Regions from separate parts of the Homo sapiens genome. Here region 2 is linked to region 1. Evidence: read pairs that join two places in POLR2A ChIA-PET (ENCODE). Cell type or tissue: HepG2. All regions are shown on one strand. Each heading gives the region's core, and the rest is flanking DNA. Links, peaks and the distances in the headings are about the cores only. Region 1 overlaps NPRL3 (NPR3 like, GATOR1 complex subunit). Region 2 overlaps RAB11FIP3 (RAB11 family interacting protein 3).

The links. Peaks named below come from ENCODE experiments on the same cell type or tissue, not always from the same donor. Only the 100,000 strongest peaks of a DNase experiment are listed, where the experiment ranks them.
Region 2: POLR2A ChIA-PET joins it to region 1 with 5 read pairs; 1 of 35 experiments calls an interaction of 5 or more read pairs at or near these places.

Annotation. Positions count from the first base shown.
Region 1 is chr16:103,427-111,795 of GRCh38, forward strand. NPRL3 (NPR3 like, GATOR1 complex subunit) reads right to left here. Exons shown (of 14, transcript NM_001077350.3): 7 at 7,099-7,180. Among named protein-coding and RNA genes, the nearest start is that of MPG, 29 kb to the left of the region's middle. RefSeq lists an enhancer at 3,330-8,369. In HepG2, for the core only: a CTCF peak has its summit at 3,785 (motif pointing right); a DNase peak (open chromatin) is centred at 3,805.
Region 2 is chr16:447,692-456,060 of GRCh38, forward strand. All of the region lies in intron 1 of RAB11FIP3 (RAB11 family interacting protein 3), which reads left to right. Among named protein-coding and RNA genes, the nearest start is that of RAB11FIP3, 26 kb to the left of the region's middle. In HepG2, for the core only: no CTCF peak of the experiment used is centred there; DNase peaks (open chromatin) are centred at 3,340 and 4,160.

The sequences.
Region 1 (8,369 bases), core at 209-8,208:
CACCGCACCCACCCAAGGCCTTTCTGTTTCTGTCCTATTTAGGATGCAGCTCAAAGTGGCTGTTGGGACACCACAGAATCAGAATACGGAGGCTCCTATTGTTTCAAATGTAGCTGTCTTTGCTCCATCTAGGAGCACAGTGAGGCCTTATGACATGTGCTGTGGCTCCCAGCACCAGTTTAGGTACTTGGAGTGCAGCAGGGAAGAAAATAACTTGGCTGCTCTGCACGCTGGGGGCTTCACTCAGCGGCATCTAGACAGACACATAATTGGCCGGGCGTGGCGGCTCACGCCTGTAATCCCAAAACCTGGGAGGCCGAGGCAGGCCGATCACTTGAGGTCAGGAGTTCGAGACCAGCCTGGCCAACATGGTGAAACCCTGTCTCTACTAAAAATACAAATATTAGGCCGGGTGCCGTGGCTCACACCTGTAATCCCAGCACTTTGGGAGGCTGAGATGGGCAGATCACCTGAGGTCAGAAGTTTGAGACCAGACTGACCAACAGGGAGAAACCCCGTCTCTATTAAAAGTACAAAATTAGCTGGGCGTGGTGGTGCATGCCTGTAATCCCAGCTACTTGGAAGGCTGAGGCAGGAAAATCACTTGAACCTGGGAGGTAGAGGCGGAGGCGGAGGTTGCACTGAGCTGAGATCGTGCCATTGCACTCCAGCCTGGGCAACAAAAGTGAAACTCCATCTCAAAAAAAAAAAAAAAAATTAGCCAGGTGTGGTGGCAGGTGCCTGTAATCCCAGCTACTTGGTAGGCTGAGGCAGGAGAATCACTTGAACCCAGGAGGCGGAGGTTGCAGTGAGCCGAGATCGCGCCATTGCACTCCAGCCTGGGTGACAGAGCAAGACCCTGTCTCAAAAAAAATTGAAATTAACGTTTAAAAAAAAAGACACCTAATTGTAATCAAATTGTATGGAGCATTAGAAACTGGAGAGAGTTATAGGGAAAGGAACAGGGGCTTGGAACACACCTCATGGAAAGCCAGGAACAAGTTCCAGCTATGGGTATGGAGAAATGAGGGCAGGAGGGTCACATGAAGGTTCTTCTAGTGACTTCCCAGCTTGGTCATCTCTGCTGCCCTCACCGTGTCAGCTGTCCTTGGAGCCGCAGTCATGTGGTCTGGTTTGTACACTGGCATGGGGCCCTCTCCTCTGGCAGAGACACGCCATGTTGGTTCCTCTAACTTCCACGTGGACTTTACTCCATTTTCCCAAGCATCAGCTCACCCACCTGCTGCTTTCTCCCTCAGAGCACTCTGCACTGAGGCTGGTGCTTCTTTATGAACTAACCCAGCTCCCTAGAGCGGTGACAAGTGCTGCCACCAGGAGTGCCCCAAAGGCCATGGCAGACCTGGGCAAATTCCCTGAACATGTCAGAGGGATGACTGCTCTGGAAAGGTGCCGGCCCAACCTCCAGCCTGTAAATCCCCCACAGTAAGAGGGTAAGCCAGGAGCTGCACTGAGGTCTGTTAACAAGGGGAAAGAGAAAGGTTTGTCACTGTTTTTAAGTCTGCAGCTTTAAGACAAGAGCCCTTAGCACAAGCAGGGTTTGGGCCCTGAAAGGTTTCCTGCCGAGCTTGCACTTCTATTTGCAAGGTGTTTAATGGTTTGGTCTGAAAACACTCTGGAGGAAAACACTGTCCTCCTCAAGACTTATCCAGCCCCTCACACAGCTCTGGGCCAGCCAAGAGGGCCCAGCCCAGTCTGTGACAGGAGATAGGTGCCCCAGCCAAAGCCCTGCATCCTGACAATGACTATGCAAAAGGGAATGGCTGGCTTCAAACACACTCTCGCCGTTCATCTCCAAGACAGAAATGTGCACAAGCTTAGTCTAGTCCCCTCAGCTTTTAGCATCTGAGAAAGCATCCATTCCTAACCTTAGAACTAGACAGGACCTGTGAAGCTATCCTGCAAACCTCTGCATCCTCTGGTCCCACGGATGGGCCTGGCTTCCTACCATAAGTAGTGGGATGCTGCATAACCCAAAAGATCTATGTGGGTTCCAAACAGCCTACCTTGAAATTTCAAACGAAAGTTTATATATAGGTGCATTTTTATGGAAATGGGTACTACAACTCAGGATATTCACAGAGGGTCCATGGGACCAACCCTGCTCTCGACAGTTTGCAGTGCAAGGCTCCGCACCAAGTACCACCTACCCAGCCAGACCCTGGACATCACTCCCCACCACAGGTCCTGTTAACTCGGAGAACCATTCAGCAAATCACTTCTTCACACTCCATGGAATCTACACTGCTGTTATTCCCACCCACACATTCCGTCGACCCCTAGCGGATGAGCTGTGCTCCTCCACAGGCTGAGTGTAGGGGCTGTGTTGCAGAAAGTGAAGAGACATCCCTGCCCTCCTGGGAGACACAATTCAATGGTCATATGAATGAGTGACATGCTGTCACTGAGGGCCACTGGGATCCACAGGGAGACACAAGTGCTAGGTATGGCACAAGTGTTGGGGTGGCCTCCTGAGCGATTCACATTCCCAGCCTATATTCACAGATGTTAGGTCCTGCAGGACAGGGCCACCAGGCTATTCAGCCACACCATAACCCTAGCTTTAATTAAAATAGCAACTGGGGACCGGACGTGGTGGCTCACGCCTGTAGTCCTAGCACTTTGGGAGGTCGAGGTTGGCAGATCACGAGGTCAGGAGTTCAAGACCAGGCTGGCCAACATGGTGAAACTCCATCTCTACTAAAAATACAAAAATTAGCCAGGCCTGGTGGCAGGCGCCGTAATCCCAGCTGCTCAGGAGGCTGAGGCAGGAGAATCACTTAAGCCCGGGAGACGGAGGTTGCAGTGAACTGAGATTGTGCCATTGCACTCCAGCCTGGGTGACGAAGCAAGACTCCGTCTCAAACAAACAAATAAATAAATAAATAAATAAAATAGCAACTGGGGGCAGGGCATGGTGGCTCACGCCTATAATCCCAGCACTTTGGGAGGCTAAGGTGGGTAGATTGCTTGAGTCCAGGAATTCAAGATCAGCCAGGGTAACATGGCAAAATCCCATTTCCACAAAAAAATACAAAAACTATTCAGGCGTGGGGGCGGGTGCCTATAGTCCCAGCTACTCGGGAGGCCGAGATGGAAGGATCACCTGAGCCTGGGAGACAGATGTTGCAGTGAGCCAAGATTGCGCTCCAGCCTGGCAATAGAGTGAGACCCTGCCTTAAATTAAAAAAAAAAAAAAAAAAAAAAAAAAAAAGAACCAGGAACAATTCCTTTGAAAAATCCCACCCCAATCTCCAACCTCATTAATCTCACAGCTTCTGGTCTTTCAGTTCTGTTCTGAGATTCCCCCAGATCTGGCAGTCAGTCACCATCAGGAGAAAGGCGCTCTGTCCTAGGTCACCTGATCAGTAATGGAAACTCAGTCTCCTCCTCTCAGTGCAGAAGAGTGAGCAGCAGCAGACCAGACCCTTGAGGCCAACCATGGACCTGATGGGATGAGGACAGACGAGAGGCCACAGCCCAGAGGGGCTCCTGGGTGGCTGCAGAGCCATGCCAGTGCCAGACAAGGATGGGTACAGGGAGGGTACTACTGCCTGGACTCCTGCCAGAGAAACATAGCTGCCAGCATCCCTGGGGCAAGCTCCAGGACCCAAGACTGTTAGGGTGGGAGTTTGGATGGAGGAAATGTGATCCTGGGCACTAACAAACAGAATGCGTAGGTCAGGAAAGAATGCTACATGCTGAACAACAGCTTAGGAGCCTTTTTCAGCAAAACTCAGATTCCTGTCCTCCTTTAATATCCACTAGGTGGCGCTGGGTTGCCTCAAGTTCTGAGCTCCTCCGCAGCCTGCAGATCACACAACAGGCAGTCCAAGGTTTTGTCTCCTTTCAACTTTCCAGCACGATTCAAACCTAAGAAATCATAGTCCATTCTTCCTTTAGAAATATAAAGTCAACGAGCCGGGCACGGTGCTCACGCCTGTCATCCCAGCATTTTGGGAGGCCGAGCCGGGCGGATCTACAAGGTCAGGAGTTCGAGACCAGCCTGGCCAATATGGTGAAACCCCATCTCTACTAAAAATACAAAAATTAGCCAGGCATGGTGATGTGCACCTGTAGTCCCAGCTACTCGGGAGGCTGAGGCAGAAGAATGCACTCCAGCCTGGGCAACAGAAGGATATTCCATCTCAAAAAAAAAAAAAAAAAAGAAGAAGAAAAAGAAATATAAAGTCAATGGTTTGGTTTTTATTTAAACAAATTTTTAAGAGACAGGGTCTCACCATGTTGCTGGGGCTGGAGTACAGTGGCTACTCAGACACCAGCATAGAGCACTACAAGCTCGAACTCCTGGGCTCAAGTGATCCCCCAACCTTGGCCTCGCCTGTGAGATGGGACTACAGGAGCACACCACCGCACCAGCTTGGTTTTTATTTTAATTCCAAGTTAGCCTGATTTTTGTTTGTAATCTAATCCGAGTTGAGGCATACACTCAGAATAAGGGAACAATGTCCAAGGAAGAGACTGGATACCAGGCAATTCAAAGCCAGAGGGTAGTAATTCTCTCAACACAGAGAAAACATTAGTGTGATAACAATGAATCAAAGACAGGGTCAGACTACATGACCACAAAGGTCCCATTCTGCAACACAGAAGGGGCCAGAAAACAAAGCAATCACCTGGCAAGGGCTGATGTTCTCTCACACCTGGGGAGGCTCAGTCCCCAGGGTCACCAAGAGACAAACAAATGCTAGTTGCAACTTATATCACAAAAGACAAATCACTCTCCCATGTTTAAGGACTTATATCTCCCGATAGAAGAATGAACAAGGGATCTGAGCAGCGAGCTCACAGAAAAGACAGGTGGTTCAAACATGTGAAGAGATGCATCAGTGCATCACAATAAAGCTACACAGAGATCCCATTCCCCACTTGTTATACTGGTTAAGATCCACAATTTCACGAGACTCGATGTTGGCAAAGCTCGGGGGAAGAGGCATCTCGTGTGTTGCTGGTGGGACAGAGGTACAAACCCCTGAGAAGGAAACACAACATTACAAATGCCATTTTCCCTATTAGTAATGCCTTTAGGAATTTATCTTATAGATACAGAGGCGCACATACAAAATAACACAGGTAAATGGTTAGCACTGGAAGGCTGGAACAAACTCAATGGTGGGGGCAGTTGCGGCTCACTAGGCAGCCAAAAAAAGAATTAAAAAGTATTTTTTAAATTTTATTTATTTTTTATTTTACTTTTGTTTTTTAATTTTTATTATTATTTTTGAGATGACATCTAGTTCTGTCACCCAGGCTGGAGTGCAGTGGCGCCATCTCAGCTCACTGCAACCTCTGCCTCCTAGATTTAAGTGATTCTTCTGCCTCAGCCTCCTGAGTAGCTGGGACTACAGGCATGCACCACCACGCCCGGCTAATTTTTTGTATTTTTAGTAGACAGCGGGTTTCACCATGTTAGCCAGGCTGGTCTCGAACTCCTGACCTCGTGCTCCACCCGCCTCAGCCTGGCAAAGTGTTGGGATCACAGGTGTGAGCCACCGCGCCCGGCCTTTTTTTTTTCATTTTTGATACGCGGTCTGGCTCTGTTGCTGGGGCCAGAGTACAATGGTACAACCATGGCTCACCATAATCTTGATTTCCTAGGCTTAAGTGACCCTCCCACCTCAGCCTCCTGAGTAGCTGAGACTACACTTGTGCCACCACACTCAGATATTTTTTAAAAATTTTTTGTAGAAATGCGATCTCACATTGTTGTTCAGGCTGATCTTGCACTTCTGACCTCAAGAAATCCGCCCCTCAGCCTCCCAAAGTGCTGGGATTACAGGCGTGAGTCACCACGCCCGGCCTGCTTGTCCACATTTAATAAAGGTGATGCTCAGCCAATACAATCAGAACAACTGTGAGGTTTTCATGGTATCCTCAAGGCTTGCTGCCCTCACACAGTCAGTGTCGCAAACCCCAACTCTCTCAGACTGAGAGGAGACAGCTGGCCCCAGCCTCACCCACTGAGCCTCAATTTCCTCTTGAGTGACTGGAGTCAGTGACACCCACCTAGTGAAGGTGGCCCAGCACTTGGTGTTGCGTCATGCTCAGTAAAATGGCATTTTGCATCTGTTTGATTTAAAAACACTTTCGGACTCTCATGTATAACTTCGGGCTCGTTTTCTGTTTTAAGAGGAGTCTGGAGGTGGTGGTTCCAGCAGAGTGCATGCTACTCAGCAAAGGGGTTTAAAAAAGCAAAGGTACTCAGGGGTTTGTACCTCTGTCCCACCAGCAACACACGAGATGCCTCTTCCCCCGAGCTTTGCCAACATCGAGTCTCGTGAAATTGTGGATCTTAACCAGTATAACAGGTGGGGAATGGGATCTCTGTGTAGCTTTATTGTGATGCACTGATGCATCTCTTCACATGTTTGAACCACCTGTCTTTTCTGTGAGCTCACTGCTCAGATCCCTTGTTCATTCTTCTATTGGGAAATATAAGTCCTTAAACATAGGAGAGTGATTTGTCTTTTGTGATGTAAGTTCCAGCAGAGTGCACCCTACTCAGCAAACCATTTAAAAAACAGCCACTGGCCGGGCGCGGTGCTCACGCCAGTAATCCCAACACTTTGGGAGGCCGAGGCGGGTGGATCACCTGAAGTCGGGAGACCACCCTGACCAACATGCAGAAACCCCGTCTCTACTAAAAATACACAACTAGCCGGGTGTGGTGGCGCATGCCTGTAATCCCAGCTACTCGGGAGGCTGAGGCAGGAGAATCTCTTAAACCCAGGAGGCAGAGGTTGCTGTGAGCCGAGATCGTGCCGCTGCACTCTAGCCTGGGCAACAAAAGCAAAACTCCATCTCAAAAAAAAGAAATAAATAGAAATAGAAATAAAAAATAAACAAAAAAAAACGGCCACCAAGGTCACTTCTTTCAAGAGCAGCCACATGACCATCCCTTCCCAGTCCTCTCCGGCCCTAACCTCAGGGAACCCTGATGCTCACACCCCAGGAGAACAGTGGTCAGTACCGGGGAGCCCTACCTGTTGACGCTGCTCCTCAGGCCCAGGCAGGCTGGCCCATAAGAAGGAGGTTAATAAGCACACCCACCTGTCTTACCTGTCATAAGCTTCCTTGAGGTCCCTGGCCAGCTTGCACTTGGGCAGGATGTGATGGAATGGGGACTGAGGACCTTCATTTCCTACAAGAATCACAACACAAGATTTACAGCTCCCGGGTTCAAGCGATTCTCCTGCCTCAGCCTTCCAAGTAGCTGGGATTACAGGCGCCCGCCACCATGTCTGGCTAATTTTTTTGTATTTTTGGTAGAGACAGGTATTCACCATGTTGGCCAGGCTGGTCTCGAACTCCTGTCCTCAAGTGATCCATCCACCTTGGCCTCCCAAACTGCTGGGATTATAAGCATGAGCCACCACGCCTGGCCTAGACCTGCTAATTTTAAAATTTTTTGTCTGGGATTACAGGTGTGAGCTACCACATCCAGCCAAAAAGTCTTTTATTCATCCTTTTTCATAAATTTCTAAAAATATATACATAGACTTAAAATAAAATTTCTTTTTACTTCCTGTGATAAAGTCACAGACTCTAAAAAGATAACGTTTAAAAAAACAAAACTTTTGGATTGTTATTATCACAATTATAATTAGTATATAATTGGCCAAAACAGAAACATATTATAAATTTTGACAGGTAACCGGGCGCGGTGGCTCACACCTGTAATCCCAGCACTTTGGGAGGCCGAGGCAGGCGGATCACAAGGTCAGGAGATCAAGACCATCCTGGCTAACACGGTGAAAACCCCGTCCCTACTAAAAATACAAAAAATTAGCCGGGCGTGGTGGCGGGCGCCTGTAGTCCCAGCTACTCGGGAGGCTGAGGCAGAAGAATGGCGTGAACCCAGGAGATGGAGCTTGCAGTGAGCAGAGATCACACCACTGCACTCCAGCCTGGGTGACAGAGGAAAAAACAAAAGAAAAACTTTATATATTTGACAATTACCTGTCAAAATTTATTTTATTTTTATTTATTTATTTTTTTTTTGAGACAGGGTCTCACTCTGTCACCCTTGCTGGAGTGCAGTGGTGCAATCTCAGCTCACCCCAACCTCCACCTCCCAAGGCTCAGGTGATTCTCCCACCTCAGCATCCCGAGTAGCTGGAACTACGGGCACATATGACCATGCCCGGCTAATTTTTGGGTTTTTTTCGGTAGAGGCAGGATTTCACCATGTTGCCCACACTGATCCTGAATTCCCGAGCTCAAGCAATCTACCTGCCTCAGCCTCCCTAAGTGCTGGGATTACAGGCATGAGCCACCGCAGCCAGCCACAGGTAAATTTGTACTGAAAATGCACCTGAGTCAGAGAGGCT
Region 2 (8,369 bases), core at 314-8,313, 340 kb after region 1:
CGCGCCACTGCGCTCCAGCCTGGGCAACAGAGCGAGACTCCATCTCCAAAAAAGAAAAGAAGACTAAAACGTATAAATTATACCTGTCTCCCTACAGAAATTCATTAAGAGACTCATGCTCAGACTGTTGTCTGGTTAATGTGAACAACATGAGCACATCTGAAGAAAGGGTGAGAACAAAGGGTTACATTCAGCTTTCAGGTCAACTAATTTAAAACAACAGGACGGGCCAGGCACAATGAATTGTGAAAAATAACGCTGACAATTTAAAATAGTGGAACAAAATTAAAAAAGGAAAAAGAAAAAAAACTGTAAAGAAAATTTGACATATGAAAAAGCGTATTGTCCAGGCGCAGTGGCTCACACCTGTAATCCTAGCATTTTGGGAGGCCGAGGTGGGCGGATCATGTGAGGTCAGGAGTTTGAGACCAGCCTGGCCAACATGGTGAAACCAATCTCTACTAAAAATACAAAAATTAGCCGAGCGTGGTGGCGCGCATCTGTAGTCCCAGCTACTTGGGAGGCTGAGGCAGGAGAATCACTTGAAACCATGAGGCAGAGGTTGCAGTGAGTCGAGATTGCGCCATTGCACTCTAGCCTGGGCAATGAGGGAAACTGTCTCAAAAAAATAGCCGGGCGCAGTGGCTCATGCCTGTAATCCTAGCACTTTGGGAGGCCGAGGTGGGCAGATCACCTGAGGTCAGGAGTTTGAGACCAGCCTGATCAACATGGAGAAACGCCGTCTACTAAAAATACAAAATTAGGCCGGGCGCGGTGGCTCATGCCTGTAATCCCAGCACTTTGGGAGGCCGAGGCAGGTGGATCACGAGGTCAGGAGATCGAGACCATCCTGGCTAACACGGTGAAACCCCTTCTCTAATAAAAATACAAAATATTAGCCGGGCATGGTGGCGGGCGCCTGTAGTCCCAGCTACTCGGGAGGCTGAGGCAGGAGAATGGCGTGAACCCAGGAGGCGGAGCTTGCAGTGAGCCGAGATGGTGCCACTGCACTCCAGCCTGGGCAGCAGAACGAGACTCCGTCTCAAGAAAAAAAAAAAAAAAAAAAATACAAAATTAGCCGGGCGTGGTGGTGCATGCCTGTAATCCCAGCTACTCGGGAGGCTGAAGCAGGAGAATCACTTGAACCTGGGAGGTGGGGGTTGCGGTGAGCCAAGATCGCACCACTGCACTCCAGCCTGGGCAACAAGAGTGAAACTCTGTCTAAAAAAAAATTGAATAACATAAATAAGTAAATAAATAAGTAAATAAAAACAGGATGGAAATTATACCTGAAATTTAAAAAGTAAGATGGCTGTGGTAGGCCAAATAATGGCTCCCAAAGATAGCTAGGTCCTGCTCTGTCCGCTGAGACCACCACACTCTACACAGTAGAGTCCTCCTCATGCTATGCTCTGGCCCTCTTGCCCCTCCAACCTCACTTCCAGCTGCCGGCCCCCTGCTCACTCTGCTCCTGACACTCCACAGGCACACATCCTCCTCCAGGCCTGTGCAGTAGCTATTCCCTCTGCCTGGAATATGCAGTCCTGTATATCTCCAGCTCAGTGTCTCACAGCGCTGTCACCAGGCGGGACAGAGTGTCGGGCTCATTCAGGTGCTCAGCAGAATTCAGCTCCTTGAGGTTATAGAACTGAGGACCCTGTTTGCTGGTTGGTCGTTTGCCAGAAATGGTTCTTAGGTCCTGGAGAACCCTCAGGTTCAACCACATGGTCCTCCCAGGTATGGCAGCTTACTTCTTCTTTGAGACCAGGAGGCTGCTACGATGGAGTCTTAAGTTAACATAAATCACAGCTAGGTGTGGTGGCTCACACCTGTAGTCCCAGCTACTCAGGAGGCTGAGGTGGGAGGATCGCTTGAGCCTAGGATCTTGAGGCTGCAGTGAGCTGTGTTTACCACACCACTGCACTCCAGCCTGGGTGACAGGGAGACCCTATCTCAAAAAAAAAAAAAAAAAGTTTTAGGCCGGGTGCAGTGGCTCACAGCTATAATCCCAGCACTTTGGGAGGCTGAGTTGGGTGGATCACTTGAGGTCAGGAGTTTGAGACCCGCCTGGCCAACATCGTGAAACCCTGTCTCTACTAAAAATACAAAATTAGCCGTGCGTGATGGCGGGCATCTGTAATCCCAGCTGTTGCGTAGACTGAGGCAGGAGAATTGTTTGAACCCGGGAAGCAGAGGTTGCAGTGAGCCAAGGTCGTGCCACTGCACTCTAGCCTGGGCGACAGAGTGAGGCTCCATCTCAAAAAAAAATTTTGTTTTAAAGATTAAGTTAACCTCGTCACAGTGACTGTGCCACCACATGCACAGGCCTTGCCCACACTCAAGAGAGGGGGTCTTAGAATTCTGCCTGCTACCATGGTCTAGTCTTGGCACACCTTCCTTGACAACATGGAAGCCAGGTCACTACCCAGGCCACCTACAAGGAAGTTCACCATTTGACCTGCCGAACGTGCACAACAAACTTTTTTTCTCTTTCTTGAGACAGGGTCTCACTCTGTCGCCCAGGCTGGAGTGCAGTGGAACAATCTTGGTATACTGCAACCTCTGCCTCCCGGGCTCAAGCGATCCTTCTGTCTCACCCTCCCGAGTAGCTGGGACCACAAGCATGCACCACCATGCCCAGCTCTGGCTAATTTTTTGTATTTTTGGTAGATATTTTTGTATTTTTGTTTCACTGTGGTGCCCAGGTCAGTTTCGAACTCCTGACCTCAAGTGATCCCCTGGCCTCCAAAAGTGCTGGGATGACAGATGTGACCCACCACGCCCAACCAAGTATTGGATAACTTTTTAGTTTCTTTTTCTTCCTCCTTTACTTCCGCTCAGGGGTCTAGGTCTGAGTCAGGGCTTGAGGGTGTCCCCATGGGGGCTGGTGTTACCCAGGACACTGCAGCGGCTAGCAGGGCTTGGCTGGGCTGGCGAATGAGGGCCCCACTTCTCTTTTTTGTACAGGGAAGGGACCGAGGATCTGAGTGACATCTGTAGGTCAGAGGGCATGCTGACCTTGAAAGCAAGGTGGGAATGGAGTTCTATGAGCTGAGGAGTCCCAGCTGGCTCGCATTCTAGAGAAGCGCCATAAAGGGAGTCTATTCATTAGCCCCAGGGAGAGAGCCTCCCGCTCCCTCCCTCCCCGCCCCCCACCCCACCCCACCCTTAGGAGCTGCTCACCTTCCCCTCGCCTGGGGCACACACCTGCTTCTCCAGGGACCAGACCTGAAGTGCAGGAAGGAGCCCCGCGGCCTTCTGTTACCGCAGCGCTCTGCCTGCCATCGTTGAATGTGTGGACTCTTTGGTTGCTTTCATAAATTCTGTTTTATTTCCTCATCATGTTTGCTGAAAGCTTGAATGTATCCACTTGGCTGTTTTCCAAGTATTCTCATGTGCATTTTAAGAGTCTCCTGTCTTTAAAATAATGTGGAGGCAGCTCTGAATATACTAAAACCATTGAATTGTACCCTTCAGATGGGTGATTTTGTGGTATGTGAATTTTATTTCAATGAAGCTGTTAACAGAAATAGTACAGAGTCCGTACTGTTGTGTTTTCTGGAGCACCTGGAGTCCCCTCTGTCCCTGGCCATCCCTCCTTCCCCACACCTCACCCCTGTACCTCACCTTCCCCACCCCCCTGCCTCACCCCTGCACCTCACCCTCCCCACGCTTCCCGTATCAGGGAGCTTCTTAAACACAGAATGGGGTGTTAAGATGATTGGAGGGCAGCAGCCTATTGGAATCCCGATGAACGTGGAAAGGTGTCAGGGAGGGGTAGCTGTGGTGTGGAGGAGCCCCACATTTTCGTCCCTGTCTTGTCACAAAGAAGGAGCCCATCGCTGTGATTAGAAGGACTTAGGCCGGGCATGGTGGCTCACACCTGTAATCCCAGCACTTTGGCAGGCTGAGGCAGGTGGATTACCTGAGGTCAGGAGTTCAAGACCAGCTGGCCAACATGGAGAAACCCCGTCTCTACTAAAAATACAAAAAATTAGCCAGGCATGGTGGTGTGTGCCTATAATCCTAGCTCCTTGGGAGGCTGAGGCAGGAGAATTGTTTGAACCAGGGAAGCGGAGGTTACAGTGACCCGAGATCACACCATTGCACTCCAGTCTGGGCGACAGAGCAAGACTCTCTCTCAAAAACAAACAAAGGAAAAAAACAAACAAAAAGGCCGGGGCTCGGTGGCTCATGCCTGTAATCCCAGCACTTTGGGAGGCCGAGGCGGTGGATTGCCTGAGGTCAGGAGTTGGAGACCAGCCTGGCTAAGATAGTGAAACCCCATCTTTACTAAAAATACAAAAATTAGCTGGGCGTGATGGCAGGCGCCTGTAATCCCAGCTACTCGGGAGGCTGATGAGGGAGAATCATTTGAACCTCGGGAGGGCAGATGTTGCAGTGAGTTGAGATCGCGCCACTGTACTCCAGCCTGGGCGACAAGAGTGAAACTCCTTAAAAAAATAAAAAGGAAACAAACAAACAAACAAAAAATCAGCTGGGCATAGTGGTGGGGGCCTGTAGTCCCAGGTACTTGGGAGGCTGAGGCAGGAGAATTGCTTGAACCTGGGTGGCTGATATTGCAGTGAGGCAAGATCATGCCACTGCACTCCAGCCTGGGTGATAGAGTGAGACTCCATCTTAAAAAAGGAAACAAAAAAAAGCCACAAAGAAGGACTTAGAATTGGGTGCTAAGCAGGCCTCTTCCTACTGATAGGTGGACACATCTATTTCTTTATTATTATTATTATTATTATTTTTGAGACAGAGTCTTGCTCTGTTGCCCAGGCTGGAGTGCGGTGGCATGATCTCGGCTCACTGCAAGCTCCGCCTCCCCTGTTCACGCCATTCTCCTGCCTCAGCATCCCGAGTAGTTGGGACTACAGGCGCCCGCCACCACGCCCGGCTAATTTTTTGTATTTTTAGTAGAGATGGGGTTTCACCATGTTAGCCAGGATGGTCTCGATCTCCTGACCTCGTGATCTGCCCGCCTCGGCCTCCCAAAGTGCTGGGATTACAGGCGTGAGCCACCGCGCCTGGCCTATTTCTTTATTTTTTAATTTTTTTTTATTTTTTATTTTTGAGACGGAGTCTCGCTCTGTTGCCCAGGCTAGAGTGCAGTGAGCGATCTTGGCTCACTGCAAGCTCCACCTCCCGGGTTCAAGTGATTCTCGTGCCTCAGCATCCCGAGTAGTTGGGACTACAGGCGCCCGCCACCACGCCCGGCTAATTTTTTGTATTTTTAGTAGAGATGGGGTTTCACCATGTTAGCCAGGATGGTCTCGATCTCCTGACCTCGTGATCTGCCCGCCTCGGCCTCCCAAAGTGCTGGGATTACAGGCGTGAGCCACCGCGCCTGGCCTATTTCTTTATTTTTTAATTTTTTTTTATTTTTTATTTTTGAGACGGAGTCTCGCTCTGTTGCCCAGGCTAGAGTGCAGTGAGCGATCTTGGCTCACTGCAAGCTCCACCTCCCGGGTTCAAGTGATTCTCGTGCCTCAGCCTTCTGAGTCGCTGGGACTACAGGTGCCCGCCACCACGCCTGGCTAAATTTTTGTATTTTTAGTAGAGACAGGGTTTCTCCGTGTTAGCCAGGATGGTCTCAATCTCCTGACTTCGTGATCCACTCGCCTTGGCCTCCCAAAGTGTTGGGATTACAGGTGTGAGCCACCATGCCCGGCCTGGCCACATCTATTTCTGATGGATAAAAGTGGATTCCTGAATATGTGATATGCCTCTCTGGGGACCTGTGGAATGACATTTTGCATGTCAGACCAGCACAGTGCTTTTATTCTAGACTTTTCTAAACCTTCCCCTCTAAACCAGGGAAAGCGAGTCGGTTCCCCGGTTCCTCATCATGGGTAATCAGAACAGATCTCTGATTTAGGAAGTTGGTTTTTTTTTTTTTTTTTTTTTGAAGCAGAGTTTTGCTCTTGTTGCCCAGGCTGGAGTGCAGTGGCGCGATCTTGGCTCACTGCAACCTCTGCCCCCTGGGTTCAAGCGATTCTTCTGCCTCAGCCTCCCCAGTAGCTGGGATTACAGGCGCCTGCCACCACGCCCAGCTAATTTTGTATTTTTTTTTAAGTAGAGGCGGGGTTTCACCATGTTAGCCAGGCTGGTCTCGAACTCCAGAGCTCAGGCAATCTGCTCACCTCGGCCTTTCAAAGTTCTGGGATTACAGACGTGAGCCACCACACCCGGCCAAGGAAGCTATTTTTGTACTTCAAACAGAAAAACTGAGCTGCCAGTGAGCACATTTCAGAGTAGGAAAACTCATATTATTCAGCCTACCTGTCTTTCTTCCAAATTTCAATTTAGAGATAAACACACCGTAGCTTTTAAGTTGCCAAGAAAAGAGACATGAGATGTACTCAAATGCCTTCATTTTCCCAGTAGGACCTCATCATTCCAGGTGGTTGAAGCATCCAGTAGGCGGGTCTTTGTTCCTTGCTCACACACCCAGTTAAAAGCAAAGGCCTCCCCTCATCTAGAGCCAACTCTGAGCAGGGTCGTTAAGCATCAACTGCCAAGCATAACCCCCTATAAAGTTGCTTGCTATAGTAGTTGGTGCAAAGCTGACTAAATGGGAATTAAAAACTGTCTCTAGCCAGGCACAGTGGCTCATCCCTGTAGTTCCAGCTACTCTGGAGGTCAGTTGGAGGATTGCTGGAGTCCAGGAGTTTGAGACCAGCCTGAGCAACATAGCGAGATCGCCTCCCTACAAAAAATACAAAAATTAGCTGGGTTTGGTGACACTCACCTCTAGTCCCAGCTACTCAGGAGGCTGAGGCAAGAGGATTGGCCGAGTCTAGTCGTTCACATCTAGCGTGGGAAACATGTTGTAGACCTCATCTCATATTGTATACCTCCTCAAAACCAAAACCAAAAAACCCCAAAAGCAAAAACCAAAAAAACCCACAAAACCAACCATGAAAACACCCCTGTCTCTGGAACTCCTTGTCCAAGGTCCCTGAGGCTAATGTGATTTGGAACAGAAGCCAACTTTCCTGCAGGTTTAGAAAGTGTCACATACAGGCTCTTTCTCATTCAAGCGTATAAGAACAGGCTTTCTTGGCCGGGCGCAGTGGCTCACACCTGTAATCCCAGTACTTTGGAAGGCTGAGGCAGTAGGCAGATCACCTGAGGTCAGGAGTTCCAGACCAGCTTGGCTAACATGGCAAAACGACGTCTCTACTAAAAATTCAAAAGTTAGCGAGGCGTGGTGGTACGTGCCTGTAATCCCAGTTACTTGGGAGGCTGAGGCACGAGAATTGCTTGAACCCGGGAGGTGGAGGTTGCAGTGAGCCGAGATTGCACTACTGCACTCCAGCCTGGGTGACAGAGCGAAACTCCGTCTCAAAAAAAAAAACAAAAAAACTAGGCTTTCTTTCTTTTTTTTTTTTTTCTTGGCCACATGCACCAGATTGAAGAATAAGCTTTCTTGTCTGTTCTCTATACAGTGATATGTAAAAATCACCACTCAGATCAAAGAATTGAGAACTGCGCAGCCAGGCGCCATGGCTCACGCCGGTAATCCCAGCACTTTGGGAGGCCAAGGTGGGCGGATCACCTGAGGTCAGGAGTTCAAGACCAGCCTGGCCAACATGGCGAAACCCCGTCTCTACTACAAAAATCAGCCGGGCGTGGTGGCACGTGCCTGTCATGCCATCTACAAAGGAGGCTGAGGCAGGAGAATTGCTTGAACCCGGGAGGTGGAGGCTGCAGTGAGCTGAGATCACACCACTGCACTCCAGCCTGGGTAACAGAGGCGACTCTGTCTCAAAAAAAAAAAAAAAAGAATTGAGAACCGCGCACACTCTCACAAGCACTCAGCAGTGGTCAGTCCATTCTTGGGTGGGTGATCGGATATGACTGGAGCAGGTGCTCCCTGTCACTGTTTTTGTTGTTGTTGTTGTTTTTTGGGAGATAGGGTCTCACTCTGTCGCCCACGTGGAATGCAGTGACGCAATCATGGCTCGCTGCAGCCTCAACCTCCCAGGCTCAGGCAATCCTCCCACCTCAGCCTTCCAAGTAGCTGGAACTACTGGCACGTGGACCGACGAATTTTTTGGAATTTTTTGTAGAGATGAGGTTTCACCATGTTGCCCAGGCTAGTCTGGAACTCTTGGGCTCAAGTGATCCATCCGCCTTGGCATTTCAAAATGCTGGAAAGCCAGGTGTGAGCCATTATGCCTGGCCTTAGTTTGGTTCAGGCTTTATACTAAGTGCATCTCAAATATTTTATTGAACATCCTTTCATTTCTAAGAGTACTTCAGTTATCTCTGTTAAAATGAACCAACCAGAAAGATTCCCACTCAAGTGCAGGACAACAGATATTAGTATCAAGAATTAAGGCCGGGCACGGTGG